2 separate regions of the Homo sapiens genome follow, and region 2 is linked to region 1. The links are chromatin loops, found by intact Hi-C in ENCODE. Cell type or tissue: psoas muscle. All regions are shown on one strand.

Evidence for each region. A loop is a pair of places that touch in the nucleus more often than their neighbours do. Peaks named below come from ENCODE experiments on the same cell type or tissue, not always from the same donor. Only the 100,000 strongest peaks of a DNase experiment are listed, where the experiment ranks them.
Region 2: a loop joins it to region 1, with 2.1 times the contacts of the local background. A loop is called at or near these places in 10 of 110 quality-filtered maps.

What each region holds. Positions count from the first base shown.
Region 1 is chr20:38,218,371-38,226,370 of GRCh38, forward strand. It overlaps KIAA1755, which reads right to left. Exons shown (of 14, transcript NM_001029864.2): 8 at 7,295-7,411; 9 at 5,168-5,266; 10 at 4,079-4,227; 11 at 1,260-1,398. Among named protein-coding and RNA genes, the nearest start is that of KIAA1755, 38 kb to the right of the region's middle. RefSeq lists enhancers at 1-344, 759-1,260. In psoas muscle, CTCF peaks have their summits at 2,901 (motif pointing left) and 4,493 (motif pointing left); DNase peaks (open chromatin) are centred at 2,901 and 4,471.
Region 2 is chr20:37,741,134-37,749,133 of GRCh38, forward strand. CTNNBL1 (catenin beta like 1) reads left to right here. Exons shown (of 16, transcript NM_030877.5): 4 at 5,335-5,474. It overlaps LOC124904895 (a long non-coding RNA gene), which reads left to right and starts at 6,264. Exons shown (of 2, transcript XR_007067575.1): 1 at 6,264-8,000. In psoas muscle, no CTCF peak of the experiment used is centred here; no DNase peak of the experiment used is centred here; H3K27ac peaks cover 514 bases.

The DNA.
Region 1 (8,000 bases):
GGCAGGAGAGGCAGATTTGGACATGAGGGGCTGCTAGGAGACCTCCCTTGTCCAGCTCCCCCACTTCCTTGCAGGCTGAGGTCTTCTGTCTTCACTCATTCAGTGGCTAGGCCTGTGACCACTGGCTTGGACTGAAATTCTCCCAATTCTGGGCGTGGGAAGAAATGACTTGGGGAGGGGGAGTGTGTGGTCATGTTCTTCAAAGCGGGACCCTGGAGGGCATCTGGCCTGGCCAACGCCCTCAGTGCACAGTTATCTGAATGAAGGCACAGGGTGGTGAACTTCAGGCTACTCTAACCACTCAGAGACGCCGGATCATAAAAGGGGTGGCCTCAGGGGTGATGAGCTCCCTGTTCGGGTGTGTGTGTGTGTTTGTGTGCGCGTGCACATGCAAACAGTGCTGGAGAAGAAGCTGCAGGCTGCAGAGGAAAGTCCATGGGCCTGCTGGGAACTCACCATGTGAACATGGTAAGCCACTCCCCCTTTCTGGGCCTCAGTTTACTCAGTGGTAAAATGGGGTAGACATGAAGATTCAATGAGGGATAGAGGGTATATAATGGCTCTCAACCCCGAGTGGAAGTTCCTTTCTTATTCTGGGGCATCTTAAAGAGCCTATTCACTCACTTTATCTTCACAGATCCAATGTAGCACGTACTGATATTACCCCCCATTCAACAAATGAAGATACTGAAGCACTGAAGAGTTAAACATCTTGTCCAGGGCCACACCACGAGTAAGTGCTGGAGCCAGGAATGAACCAGGGCTGTCTGATGCAGGAGTGTGCCGTGCCCCACAGCTCCAGGCTGACAGGAATGTGTTGGTTCTCGGCACCGGCAGTCAGATGAAGCCACACCAGGTGCAGGTTCCAGAATCAGACCCCGAGATATGCAACCACAAGCAGGTAACATAATGTCTCCCAGCCTCAGTTTCCTCATCTGTGCAGTGGATGAAATCCTAGCACCTTCCCCATGAGTTCAGAAAGCAATGATGTTCACAACGGCTCTGGCCCAGGGCTTGGCACAGAGTTGGCGCTCAATAAGTGCAGCTCTTGGGGCTATGTTTTCACCCACTGAGCACTTATTGAGCACCAGGTCATGTGCTACGCCCCAAGGATGCCTGCCTGGCCTTTGAAGGATCGCCAGCTTGGTGTCCTTTCTCCAGAACAAAGCACCTGACTAGGGACGGGCCCAGAGTCGGGGCTTTCCTGTGGAATGTGGCCAGGCAGAACCCCCACACCCCAAGCCAGACACCCCTTTCACCTGGTGAATGGCAGCTTCCAGGCGGCCCAGGCGGACACGGAGCTCCAGCTTCCCCAGGAGGCTGTTGGAAGCGGTGACCAGAACATGAAGCTGCTCGTCCACAAGGCTGTACAAGGCAGTGGCTGCAGCCAGATGGCTCCTGGGAGGTGGGCGGAGGTGAGAAAAGGCCTCTGTTGCCCTCTTCACCCTGCTGTACTTCTGTCCCGCATAGGCCTGCCCCTCCATCTCTGTGGCCCCAGCCTGGGTTTCCAGCTAACTTGCTGTGTGACTGTGGGCAGGCCCTTCACCAAGGGCCTCAGCCTTGGTCTTCCATGGGACTGGGAGGACAAGAGAACACAGTAGGAAGTGAACTGACCCTCCCCCTTCCCTAGAAGGGAATGAAGCTGGCCGGACAGATCTGGGTTCAAAGCCCAGCTCTGCTGCCTTCTAGTAGGAGGCTCTGTGCAAATTTCTCAACCTTTCTATGTCTCTGCTTTTTATTCTGTGAGGTGGAGATAATCACAGAACCCACTTCATAGCATGGTTGTAAGGATTAAATGATCTAACGCCCTGGCCCTCAACTCTAGCTATACATTATAACCTGCCCTGGGAGCTTTAACAAATCTTAGTGCCCTGCCCCAGGCCAACAAAGTCAGACTCTGAGTGCAACCAACACACTGATGTTTCCCTTTTTTTTTTTTTTTTTTTTTTGAGACGGAGTCTCACTCTGTCACCCAGGCTGGTCACCCAGGCTAGAGTGCAGTGGCGCGATCTCCATTCACTGCAACCTCTGCCTCCTGGGTTCCAACGATTCTCCTGCCTCAGCCTCCTGGGTAGCTGGGATTACAGGCACGCACCACCATGCCGGGCTAATTTTTGTATTTTTAGTAGAGACAGGGTTTCACATATTGGCCAGGCTGGTCTTGAACTCCTGACTTCAGGTGATCTGTCTGCCTCAGCCTCCAAAAGTGCTGGCATTATAGGCATAAGCCACCACGCCCGGCTGAGACACTGATGCTTTCTAAAGCACCTCAGGCGGTTCCAGGGACAGCCAGGGCAGAGAACCAGCGCTCATGCGTGCAAAACACTTAACACAGTGCCCAGCGCACGATGTTTGTCAGGTCCGTGCTATTTCTATTGCAATGGTGGGAAGTAGCTGCAACATGCCTGCCGGCCCTGCCTCCATTTCACAGATGGGAAAACTGAGGTCAAGGGAGGGGAATCGACTTGCAGATGACAACCTGAGTTGGAACCCCACCCAGGGCTGTTTCTGCACATAATTTTAAAAAATGCTCAAAGCCACAAGTCACTAAGGAAGAAGTGTGGATGGGATTTCAGGCATGGTGATATTTGTGTGAAGGGAGGAATCTCCAACCCTGCTCTGCCCTCCTCTGCCTTCAGAGGGAAAATGGAAGAGAGAAGATGGAAGAAAAGCTTTTGACTTCCTGGAGGGTGCTTTGCTCTACCTCAGCCTCCCCATCTGACTGCAGCTCCCCACGGGTTGCCACCCTTGCAGGGAAGAGGTGTGGCCCAGGGTGCGTGAATAGGATAGAAAATCTCTGCCTGCCTGGAGAGGGAGGGACGGAGGGACGGGGACAGCCTAGGGGCTGCAGGGACCCGCTGCAGAACAAACGCCCACAGCAGCTCATGTGGGACCACAGTGACCCCTGCTGGAGATGCTGGTAGCTGCGGGTCTGCGGGGCCTCGGATGGACAGGAGGGGCCTGGGCTGGTGGGGCAGGTAAGGGTGGAAGAGGCTGAGAAAGGCAGTGCCAACCCCCACCAGGCACTGAGGGGCAGGGAGATGACCCCATACCAGTGCTGCCCGTGCGTCCATCTGTGTAAGCCTGCTCTCAAGTCTAGTGCAGCTCTGGGTGGTGTGTTCAAGATTCTGGGACCAGACTGCCTGGATTCAAGTCCGGGCCCCACCACATCCCAGCTATGTGACCCTGGACTAATCACTTACCTTCTCTGAGCCTCAGGTTCCTCCACTGTAAAATAGGCATAATATCTGCAGCTACCTCGGAGTGAATTAAGTGAGCTGGTATTTGTAAATCCCTGAGAAAAATGCTGGACACATACAAAGTGCTATTTAGGTCTTGGTTCTGTAAACAAAATGTTCTTAAAAGCTCATGCATACCAGCCCTTGACTTTGAATATAAGTAGCTGTGTTCTAAGAGGGTGAAAATACTTGCAATTACTGACCAATTTAATGACTGACTTTTCCCCACCCCCTAAATTTAAGAAAGCTGGGACTTTCCAGGAATGTCTATAATTTATTCTGGCTCTGAGACCCCTGAGACACCATGAGGTTCTCACAAGTGTGTCTGAGCAGCCTACCGGGAAAGGCAGGGCCGGGTAGGGGTTAAATGCCCAGAAGGCCTGGCTTCAAATCCCTTACCAGCCGCTGTCTAGCTGCTATTTCCCTTCGCTGAGCCTCAGTTACCCATCAGCCAAATGGACAATGTGGACCTCACAGGGTTCTTGCCAGAAATAAATGAGGCAGGCTCTTGCAGGGGTTCAGCGTGGTGTGTGGGTCAGAGAAAGTGCTTTTCCAAAAGGGTGACCAGAAATGGGTAGGCGACATCCTCTGATGCCCATCCCAGGCTCAAGATGGCTGGGGCTGAAGGAGGGAAAGCAGAGAAGGGGCGAGGAAATTGCCAGGGCTCAGGGCAGGTTTCTGTGACCAGGCGTCAGCCTGGGATACAGGCCCTGCAACTACTGCAAAGCTGGGCGCCCTCGGGGCTCAGCTATGTGTGCCCTAGGTGGTGTGGTCCCAGCTCCAAGCTCCTGGGCCAGAAACAGGATGGGGTGGAAGAGGAAAGGCCTGGACGTCTGTACCTGACATCAGGGCTGAAGTCCAGCCTGCTGGCATCATGCTGCAGCCTGGCCAGGGTGGCTCCACCTTCCCGCTGGAGGCCCAGTAGGCCGGGGTCCCTCAGCACAGCCTCCATCAGCTCCTTGGACTTGCTCAGGCACCTGGTAGCCTCCTGCCAGCGTAGGGAGGTGCCCTGAGGCCCCATCCCCACTCTCCCTCTGCAACCTTCCAAGGCTCCCCACACCCAGATCAAGTCCAACTCCCAGTTTGGCATTCAAGGTCCTCCAGAAAGTCTGTCATTTCTGTCTCTAAAACATCCCCTCTAGCCATGTCCCCTCTCGTCACCACGGCAACCTCATTGGTCCACCCTCCAGCATCTCTTGCTGGGACACCCATTCCAGCCTCTTCGCTGATCTCCCTGCTGCCCTCTGGCTCCCCCTACAGTCTGTTCTCCACATGGCAGTTGAACGGATCTCAAAGTGCAAATCTGATAACCCCTGGTTTAAAACTCTCCAGTGGCTTTCCCTGCAGGCTTCGAACTGAATCCCAGCCCAACTCTTCCTTGGTCCAGCTCCTGCTGCATCTAGAAGCTCCACTCATGCTTCTTTCCCACTCATTCTGCTCCACACTGGCCTCCTTGCTACTCCTGAACACCCCAGGTATAATCCCACCTCAGGGCCTTCACATGTGTTTGCCCCCTGCCTGGAGCACAGCCCCCCACAAAGGCAGGCTCCTTCTCAAACTTCAAGCCTCAACTTAAACTCCAGCTCTTCAGAGAGGCCCTCCTCCCTCCCTCATTATTCCCAATCTTACTTCCACAGGACTTGACACAATTTGGAATGACATACCCATTTATAATAGTTTGCTTTTTAAACTACCACCTCTGCCACAGCACCACGAGCCCCAAGAGGGCAGGGATAAGTCAGTTTGCTCCAGGCTGGTCTCCAGTGCAGGGTACAAAGTGGGTGCCCCTCAAATATGAGTCAAATGAATGATGAAAAACAGGAATAATGTCCTCCCCCTTTTCCCCAGGCCGTCCCCTTCTCGAAGCCCTTGGTCCATGGGGTCTGGGGTGTGATGTAGCTTCCCCAGTCACCATGCTCCAGGCTCACCTGCATCCCCCCAGGGGGGTCGGCCTTCTCGAATTCCTCGATGGAAGCTTGTAGCAGGGAAGAGGCCTGGTGGAGGTCAGCAAGGAAAGGGTCCAGCTTCTGCAGGACAGAGGACCAAAGGGCAGGTGTCAGCCCAGGCCAACCAGGAGGATGCCTCTTGCATCTCAGGAGCACAGAGGGGAGGTGGGAGGCAGTGGCTCTCCAACTCCAGGTGCATCAGAAGCATCTGGAGAGCTGGTTAAAACACAGGCTCTGGGCTCTGCTCCTGAGGTTCTGCTTCAGTTCCTCTGGGGCGAGGCATGGTAGAAAGTGCATTTCTAACAAGTTCCCAGGTGTTGCTGATGCTGCTGGCCTGGGGAACCACACTTTGAGAACCACTGGTGTTGAGTATGAGTGAGGGAGAAGAAAGGAGACAGGCCTGAGCGACTCCCAGGCCAGTGGGGATACCATGATTGGTAAGGAAAGGAAGAGGGCAGAGTTAGGGGAACATTTTCAGCTGAGTCCCACTTCGGCCCAGCTCCATCACTTACAAGCTGTGAGACCTTGGGCAAGTTACTTAACCTCTCTGTGTCTCTGCTTCCTCCTCTTTAAAATGGAGATCATAGTAGTTCCTGCCTTATAGGGTTGTGTGAGGATTAAACCCATTAATATATGCAAGGCACTTAGAACAGAGCCCAGCCCATACTGTGTTTATCATCATTCTCACTTCCATGTAGTGGGTCTACAGGTAAGATTTCATGTAAAGGAAAGGGTTTAAAGCTAAAATACAGTTCAAAAACCAGTGGATTCATTGGAGGCCTCTGGAAAGGGAAGCTAGGACCCTGGGGGACAAGCGGAAAAGGAGATTGTTCAGTAGGTATCTTTTTGGACCATTTGAAATGTGAATATACTTACTGCCTATTCAAAAACACACAATTTTAAAAAGATCACTTGGGCAAAAAGTAAATAAGCCACCATGTTACACTGTTAGTATAGACCGGCGGTTCTCAATGAGGGGTGACTTTGCCCCCGGGGACATTCAGCAATGTCAGGAGACTTTTTTAATTGTCATAATTTGTGGGGTGCAAACAGTGGGTAGAGCCAGGGCTGGTACCAAGCATGCCGCAATACACAAGACAGCTCCCAACAAAACAGAATTGCTCAACCCCAAATGTGAATAGGTTAAGGTTGAGCAACCCTGGTCTAGAGAGGACCCGGGGCGGGCATTGATGGGCATCGGTTTCGGTGTGGTTTAAGCCCACCGAAAGGCACCCTCGCCCTATGTGTCCTCGTGTACTAAATTGGGTATGAAATGCCCCCTCTTGGGGTTGTGGGGAGGAGGGACTGTGATTACACAGGAAAGGAGCCCAACACTGGCGGCTGCCTTATTTCCTCCCTCTTATAGGAGGGAACCAGACCCTGAGCTTCCTGAGTTGTGTGGGTCCATAGAGCAAGTGCCTGTAAATTTATTTTATTTTATTTTAAGATTCTTTTTGAGACAGAGTCTCACTGTGCCACCTAGGCTGGAGTGCAGTGGTGTGATCTTGGCTCACTGCAATCTCTGCCTCCTGGGTTCAAGCAATTCTCATGCCTCAGCCTCCCGAGTAGCTGGGACTACAGGTGCATACCACCATGCCTGGCTAACTTTTTCTTTCTTGTATTTTTAGTAGATATGAGGTTTTACCATGTTGGCCAGGCTGGTCTCAAACTCCTCACCTCATGTGATCCACCCATCTCGGCCTCCCAAAGTGCTGGGATTACAGGTGTGAATCACAGCGCCCGGCCCTGTAAATTTATTTTCAGTTAACATAGACCTAGCTCTTTACCCGTATTAACTAAATTAATCCTCACAAAAACCCCATGAGGAGGTACTATTATTATCCCCTGTTTAGCTGATGAGGAAACCAAGGCTCAGAGAAGGTAAGTAACTTATCCAAAATCACACAGCAGAGCTGGGATTGCAATGTAGGCAGCCTGGCCCCAGAGCCTGAGCTCTTAATCATTTGACTCTGTACCTTCACTGTAAACATTTGTTGAGTGACCGTTTATTTTTTAGCATAGCAGGGTTGATGGATCCATGGGACAGAAGAGTGAAGAGAAGAAGAGAAGGAGTGGGGGTCAGGGGCTAAAGGCTGTGACGGTAAACACCTGGAAGAAATGAACCCACTCGGTGTGGCAGTAGGGGAAGGGGCCTTCCAGGACTGCGGGCAGCTGGCTGGGGTCCACATGGTGGCTGAGGGCCTTCAATGAGGTCAGCACCTCCACCTGCAGACCAAAGAATCAGGAGAACCAGGGACTCAAAGTGAGGACAGTCATTTTAGAAGGTCCTGCCCAGATCCCTGCCCCAGCACCAGTTCATTTCCCACAAGTAAGGTTGACTCCAGCTTTAAAAGTTGCTTTGCCAGCAACCAATCTTCTCTGGAAACTCTGACAAATCAAAATTCAGAACCAGACCCTGGTTAGGGAATGGCAAATAAACAGCACTCATACTGCCACTCTCCTAGCTTGTGCCCAAGGCAGACATCATTAATCAATCATAGCACTCGTTCCCTCTGAGCTTGGCTCTTTCCCAGTACAGCTCTCCGGGCAATCATACAAACTGATGGAAGCTGGCCCTTGTGATGAAACTTCTTTGTAATCTTTGCACAGTTCCCTGAGGAGCCAAGAGCTGTTTCCTTCTTGGGGCTGGTGAGAAAAGTCACTAAATCCCAACAGTGTCCTCTAAGACATGGAAGAACTAGGTGACTGCTTCTGCCAGGCAGAGAAATTTGAGGTTTATGCTGGGAATAGCTCCAGATACCTAGGCTTGGGATTTGGTGGATTCTGTGGTTTTTTTGGACCCACCTGATATTCC
Region 2 (8,000 bases), 480 kb before region 1:
TCTCAGCCTGGGTTACTGTTTTAATATGTTGCTCTATTGCTTTCCCGTCACCTCTAACTTTATCCTTTCCCCCAGCTGTGAGTCATCTATTGCTGAAGGTATGCCTAATTCCTAAAGACAGTTCTCTGCAAATAGTAGTGTGTGCTTTAAATGAGTAGGCTCATGAGTAGGCTGTGCTTGGTCAGGCAAAACAGAAGACGACTGTTATAACAAACTTGAGGGTACATAGATTCATTGAGTACTTGTATGTGCCAGCTATTATTAGGCACTGTATATATATTATCTCTTTTAATCCTCACTATAGGAAGATAAGGAAATCAGGGTCTAGCAATAAGTTAGTTAATATTCTGTGTCTTCCTTGATCAGGTTGGGACACCACGCTCTGTGTTCCAGTGACACTTCTCTTGGTAGTACCAGGCATGCTTATAATTAATGGTTTGTAATAGATTATTTATATTTAATGGAGGCCAGAAACTGGGATTATTTTATCTGTTATATCCTCAGTGCCTAACACAGTGACTGGCACCTAGTATGTGCCTAGTAAATATTTGTCAATTCACTGTTCATGGCCACACCTCTAGTAAATAGCATGGCTGGGAGTATGACCCAGGTCAGTCTCATTCCCAAGTCCAGCATTTCTCACGGTATCTTGTTACTCACATAACACTGGACCCAGTATATTTTTGTAATATTTCCCTGCTTGCAGTTTTATTCTCTGCTTGTTTGTTTTATTTTGATAATTTTCTGACTTCCTAAACTTAAAAGCACTGGGTTAAGACCATATTTGGAAGAAGAATTTCAAAGTTGGAAGGAACTGAGAAGCACAGTCTATTCTACCATCTAACTCTTGGTATTTTTTTTTTTAATGTCATCCTTTATTAACTATCCCAGTGAGAAGGATCTAACTTTCCAAAGAAAGCTATTCCATCATTTGGCAGCTTTGACTCTTAAAATTTCAACTCAGAATGAGAAAGCATTTCAACAAATTCTTATATGAGATGTATCTAGACTCCTTAGAATCTTGGTTGTTTCCCTGAATTGGTTTCCACATCCCTCCTAAAAGATGGTTCCTTGAACAGATGTCACAAAGTTTTAGGGTCATTGAATCAGCATAACTCTGTATTGTCCTCTTTTAAGTACCCTAAAACCACCGTAGCACTTGTGGCAGCTGTTTTCATCTGTGCCCCCATTTACAGGCATCTCCCAAGTTTCTGTGTTGGACCAAGGCCTGCGTCAGGTGCTGGATGTCCAGAGATGAATAAGAAATTGTCTCTGGCAGAACTGGCTCATGTTCTGATTTGTATTACAGTTATGGTTCAATAAAGCCATCAAGTTCAGAAAGAAACACATGTGCCCTTATGAAACTGTATCTCTCCCAGCCTTTACATTTGTACTTGACTTTTTGGTTCATTGCAGTTTTCTGTGTGGATCCCAGGTATTTTTCCTTTGGTTAGATTTGGCACATCATTATTGCCTGTCAGGAACTTTTGAATTGATTCTGTCAGCTGCTGTGCTTACTGTCTCTTTAAGCTTTGTGTCATATAACATTTTTTCATTTTGCCCTTTATCTATCTTTGCTCATGTTATTGATTAAAAAAAAATAATAAAATACTTGATCTAAACAGGCCTAAGGACAGACCCCTCCAGGTGACTAACAATCGTTCAATTACTTTATTTATTTATTTTTTGAGACAGAGTCTCACTGCATTGCCGAGGCTGGAGTGCAGTGGCACGATCTTAGCTCACTGCAACCTCCACCTCCCAGGTTCAAGCAATTCTCCTGCCTCAGCTTCTCGAGTAGCTGGGATTACAAGTGTGCGCCACCACACCTAGTTAATTTTTGTGTTTTTAGTAGAGACGGGGTTTCACTCTGTTGGCCAGGCAGGTCTCAAACTCCCGACCTCAAGTGACCCGCCCACCTTGGCCTCCCAAAGTGCTGGGATTACAGGCATGAGCCACCACGTTCGCTGTCGATCACCCAAATCACCAGATCTTATACTGCACTCAGCACAATTTTTTTTTTTTTTTTTACTGTTTAGTGCCCAGTCTCCCTTGCCAGTTCTTCCAAGTGAACTGGAAAAACCTTTTGTCAGGTTGTTCTCCAGAAATCTTGTATACACTCACTCACATAAGGCAAATAAGCCTTAGAGGTTTGTTGAGGCCTTTGGGTTCAAGGATTATGTAGATCTCCTGGCCCATGGAATATTTGAATCCTTCTGCACCAGCCTTACTGAGTCATGATTCTGATTTAGCTTCCACACTTCAAGTGATCTAAAAAAATAATCTATTTGCAAGCAGAGAAGGAAGCCTTTTAAAAAAAAGGTATTGGGGGAAAATCTTGCTAAAATAGTTATGAAATTTACTTGGAATAATAAGTGAGAACAGGCAAGGAAACACTGAAAAATAAAAACAACAAGGGAGTTGTTTGCAGTAACACACATAAAACATACTATAAAGCTATAACAATGTGGAAGTGTGGTCCTGACTCAGGAATTTACAGACGAATCAATGAAATGGAGTGAAAAACCCAGAAACAGAATAAAGTACACATTAAAATTTAGTGTATGATAGATGACATTTCTTTAAATCTCTGGGGAAAGATAGATTATAGTATTGGAGCACTTGGCCAAACATTTGCAGAAAATAAAGTTAGATTTGTGCCCTATATCAATACATTAAAATAAATTTCAGATAGATTAAATATTTAAATATATAAACATAAAAATACATCATAAAATATATCTTCTTTTAGCACAGAAAATATCTTGCTCAGGATACATGTAAAATAGAGTTCATAAAGGCAAAGATTTTGCTACTTGAACTTTTTAAAACCTTTATGTCAAAAGGAAAAAAAAACCTTTATGTCAAAAAGCACAATGTACAAATTAAAGGGCAAACACTTTTCTCTGATTATTTTTTTTGCAGTGTAGGATAGAGATTAATTTCCTTAATATACGGTGTTTATAAATCTATAAACAAAGTGAGCATCCTAATAAGAATGGGCAAAGAAGAAATACAAACAGTAAACATTAGAAGAATGTTAACCATCTTACTATCAGAAATGCAAAATACAAAATGAGTTGTCTTTTCTATCTCAAATTGGAGGAGATACTGTTTGTGAAGAGGGTAAGGGGAAATAGGCACTTCATGCACTATTGGTACTTTTCTGGCAAAATATATCAAAATCTATTTAAGTCATGTGTACTCTTTGACTTGTCCCTTTCCTTCCTGGGAATTTATCCTAACACAGTAATTAGGAATGCATACATCTTAGTGTCATTTGTTAAAGGGAAAAGAAATGGAAATTATCTGAATGCCTGACAAAGGGGGATTGGTTAATTAAATCACAGTACGTCTACTCAAGGGAATATTGTGTGGCCATTAATCTATGACTTAGAACAGGGATTGTAGATAAGCTTAATCGGCCACACCCAGCCTGTGATTGATTCATAGTCTCTTCTTGGAACACTGTGTTGAGAAGGATTCTGAGGCCAGCCATCTTGGCTCAGCAGGGAAGAGTGCTGTGGTGAGTGAGGGATTTTGCCATGGAGAAGGAGAAGGACCCATAGCAGTTTGTCAGGTATTGGCTTCTCCTATTGTAGTAGAATAATGATAAGGGGAATTATTTAGCCTATATTAACAACAACAGCAAAATGAATATAGAACTATATACTATATAGGCTTACTTTTTGGGGGGAAAGTCTGTGAGTTGAGAAGAATGACTTAAACATACAGGCAAACATACATGGTATTGAAGCGGTTGGTCAAACATTCACAGAAAATAAAGTTAGATCTTTGCCTTATATCATACACTGAAACAGAATTTAAGAGTCTGTGAGTTGAGAAAAAGGCTTAAACATAAAGAGTATTATCAATGGTTATTTTTGGTTAGTAGGCTTATGGATAATTTGTTTACATTTTTGAGGGCTTGCTTTTCTTTCTCCGGTTTTCTACAAAAAGTATACTGTAATTGGGAAAAAATATATAAGCATATACTTAAAAATATTAATGGAGAAAAACAGTAATAGAAATTGTCTAAAATATGGGCATGTTTTAAAGAATTCTAAGTCTCTAGATTTTGTTGCTTACCGACTCCAGATTTTTGGAGAAGCTGTATCTACCCAGCCCCACAGCATCTGGAAGTTGATGAGTCCTGTGTGACTTCAAGAGTCCCTGCTTGTGTTCCTTTTCTTTGTGCCCTCAATTTAATTCAGTAGGCATCTGTGGATATAAGAGACAAAGATACATTTCCTGTCTTTAAGAAGTTTACTTTCTAGAAGAGAAGACAGACATATTACAGTAATAGTAGCAGCAATAGTAATGAGAACAAATACTTACATAGTGCTTTTTATATGGTAGACATTGTTCTCAGTGCTTTATATGTCCTTACTCATTTACTCTTTACAGTGGCCCTGTGAGACAGATAACCTTATTGTCCCTATTTACAGAAGAAACTGAGGCATAGAGAGGCTAAGTAGGTGGCTAAGCCAGGTTCAAACCCAGGTAGTCTGACTCCAGAGTCAGTTTAACCACTGCTTCCTCTCAGTCACTCTCAGTCAGGTATTGTTCAGTTGCCTTACACCAGATTAGCTCATTTCCATCTCAGAACAAACCTTCCTGTCTTGTTCATCCAAGGCTTAATCGGCATTTCTTGTATGTCAAACACCGGGGGAGGGCATGCAGCGTGAATGCAAAGTAGTTCTGTTCTTAGTGCCTGGGCATAGGTTTGTTGAAAGGTTCAGGTATAGAAATGTGAGTAAAGTATCATGCTGTGTAAAGTTGGTGGTGATTGTAGGATGCCAGAGACTAGGTCTGCTTTTCTTTGGTATCTGCCTCTGAATCAGCTCCAAAGAGGAGGAAGAGGGAGGGCATTTTTGGATACAGAAAATCTTATCTTCTTTGGTAAGGGGAATAACTGGCCCTTGATCTGAAGTGGGAAGTAAGAGAAACCCTTTTTGGATGGGTAGTAGGATAACTATGTTCAGGGCAACAGAGTGAATTGCCACACCAAGGGGTAATGGTGGCTAATCTATAGGACTGGTGGAAAGATCGTTTAGTGCTACAAAATGCTTCGGGAGCCTCTGAAAGGCAGCTTGTGACTGCAAGAGTAAGGGAACCCTGTAATGAGATCTGAATCCAAGATTGATTTTTGTAATGAGGAAATCGATTTCCCAAGGAAATTGTGTGACAGTATGATGTTTGGATGAGTGTACTTCTTGGTTGGTCTGTTGTAGACACTTTGACAGATTGCCTTGTTGTCTAGATTGTTGCTGTTTGCTCCTCATTGCTGATAGTGCCCCTTTCCTTCTAATGATGTCTTGTTTTCCCTCCTAGGTTCATGGAATCCGAGCTGGACCTAAATGACATCATTCAGGAGATGCACGTGGTGGCCACCATGCCAGACCTGTACCACCTTCTGGTGGAGCTGAATGCTGTACAGTCGCTTCTCGGCTTGCTCGGACACGATAATACAGATATCCTTTCAGATCTGACCTCAGTAGGAGAGCTGACATGGTGGGGAAGTGCTGTTACTCTTTCTCCTGTCTCTCTTTGTAGATGTGTGCTATAAAATCTGATGTTCTGTTTCCATTCTAATTATCTTCTGTCTTGAAACACACAATGCTTTTTACTCATTTGAAAACCTGGTTTTTCTCTATTAACAAATCTTGCAAATCTTGGGCAATCCTTAAAATTGTCCTATTTGCTCTTATTAGTACTAGAATTCATCGTGATATATCTGTTCATACATTAACAGCTTTACTTTTCAGGATCTGGATTGGAAGGCCCCTTATGGGGGCAAAGCCAGACAGATTTGAATGTGTAAATCTAGGCATCTTTCTGCTGACTGATGGTCCAGTGGAGTTGAGACTAGAGATAGTGAACCATGGTAAAAAGCACATTTGGATGTCCAGGAGGACAGGGAAGCTGTTCTGTTTTGTTCATTCCTAGTTCCTAAAAACAAGGCTGAGTGTGGTGGCTTGTGCCTGTAATCCCAAGACTTTGGGAGGCCAAGGTGGTTGGATTACTTAAGGTCAGCAGTTTGAGACCACCCTGGCCAACATAGCGAAACCCTATCTCTAAAAATATAAAAATTAACTGGACGTGGTGGTGCACGCCTGTAGTTCCAGCTACTCGGGAGGCTGAGGCAGGAAAAGCTCTTGAACCTGGGAGGCAGAGGTTGCAGTGAGCCGAGATCATGCCACTGTATGCTACTCTGGGCAACAGAGTGAGTGGGACTCCATCTCAAAAAAAAAAAAAAAAAAAAAAAAAAGACTGAGTACACAGTAAATAGCATTTAATATTTGTTGAGTGCATGTTGGACCTAAACAGACAATCTAGGTTTGACTCTCAACCGCATTTTTGTGTGAAAGACGGTGCCCTTCCACAACTTGTATTCTTTTTTGCACAGATAGAGTTAATAACTTTTGTCTTTCAGTGTTATTTTTATTTTTATTTGTTTTTAGAGACAGGGTCTTGCTTTGTCACCCTGACTGAAGTGCAGTGGCATAATCATAGCTCACTACAGCCTCAAACTCCTAGGCCTAAGTGATCCTACTCCTTAGCCTCCTGAGGAGGGACTACAGGTGCATACCACCATGCCTAGCTAATTTTTTTTTTATTTAATTTTTTGGAGATGGATCTTGCAATGTTGCCCAGGCTGGACTCAATCTCCTGGCCTCAAGTGATTTTGCCTCAGCCTCTGGAGTAGCTTTCCATGTTACTGAGAGGATCAAAGGAGTGTATAAGTGCTGAGCACAGTTCTTGATACATAGTAGGTACTTGGTAAATGTTACTTGTCACTGAATCTGATTCGTGACTTCCAAAACCATTTTATACTTTATCTTGGCTATCAGGTGTGCAGTAGCTTTATTGCAAAGGCTTTTGATGTGCCTGTGGACAGGGTTATGTTCATTAAACCAAATTCTCTTCTAGTAGTTGTTCTGTTTGAATCCAGATTTCCAAAGGTAAGAGACAAATGTAGTTAGTCTGCTTGAGTGATATTCACAGGGAATCTGCTGTTGCTTCATGTTATTTTCATCTTTCTGGTAATCTCTCTCCTGAGAGCGTGTCTGACTAAGTTCTTGCCTGGCTGATAATTCTCATAGAAATAAATCAGTGAGTAATTTTAATGCAGGCTTCTTGAAGGGCAGTCTTAAGACATTTCTGATGCTTCATGTAATGTTAGATAGCATCAAGAATTGATCTGTTAGCTCCCAGATTTATGACTTTGTTCACCAGGGTTTGCTGTGGGGTTCTGGGTTGTATAAGAACCCTAGTTAGCTTGCTGCTGAGTGAGCTCAGTGTATGGTCTCATGAAATTCATTCAGTAGAGCTGCTGTGAGTGCTCATGATGTACCAGGCACTGTGCTAGGCCCTTAGGAACCATAAGCTGTGCTGGTTGCTCAAGCAGCATCAGTCAGTAAGTATATATTGGGTATTGTCTTGGTCTATTTGGGCTGCTATAACAAAATACCGTAAACTGGGTGGCTTATAAACAACAAAAATTTATTTCTCACAGTTCTGGAGACTGGGAAGTTCAAGACCAAGGCACCAGCAGTTTTGGTGTCTGGTGAGGGTCTGCTTCCAGGTTTGTAGATAGCTGTTTTCTCACTGCGTCCTCACATGGTGGAAGGAGTGAGGGAGCTCGCTGTGTCTCTTTTTAGGACACTAATCCCAAGGGCCCCACCTCCAAGTACCATCACATTGGGGATAGGCTTCAACATATGAATCTGTGGGGGGATATAAACATTCCATCTTTGGCAGGTAACTGCCATATGCCTAGCTCTATTCTGGGCACTAATGGTGTTCACAGACTCAGTGACTACGAGTTCTGGTTGTTACTTCACATTTCAGTTCACCTACAGAAGGGTAGATTTCAGAATCTGATCAGACCTTAGAGAGGACTTAGCTCAGTACCTTGTTTGTTTCTACTTAGTGACAAGTGTGAAGTCCAGATGTTGGACAGCTAACTTGAAGTTAAGACAGGCACTCCAGGTCTG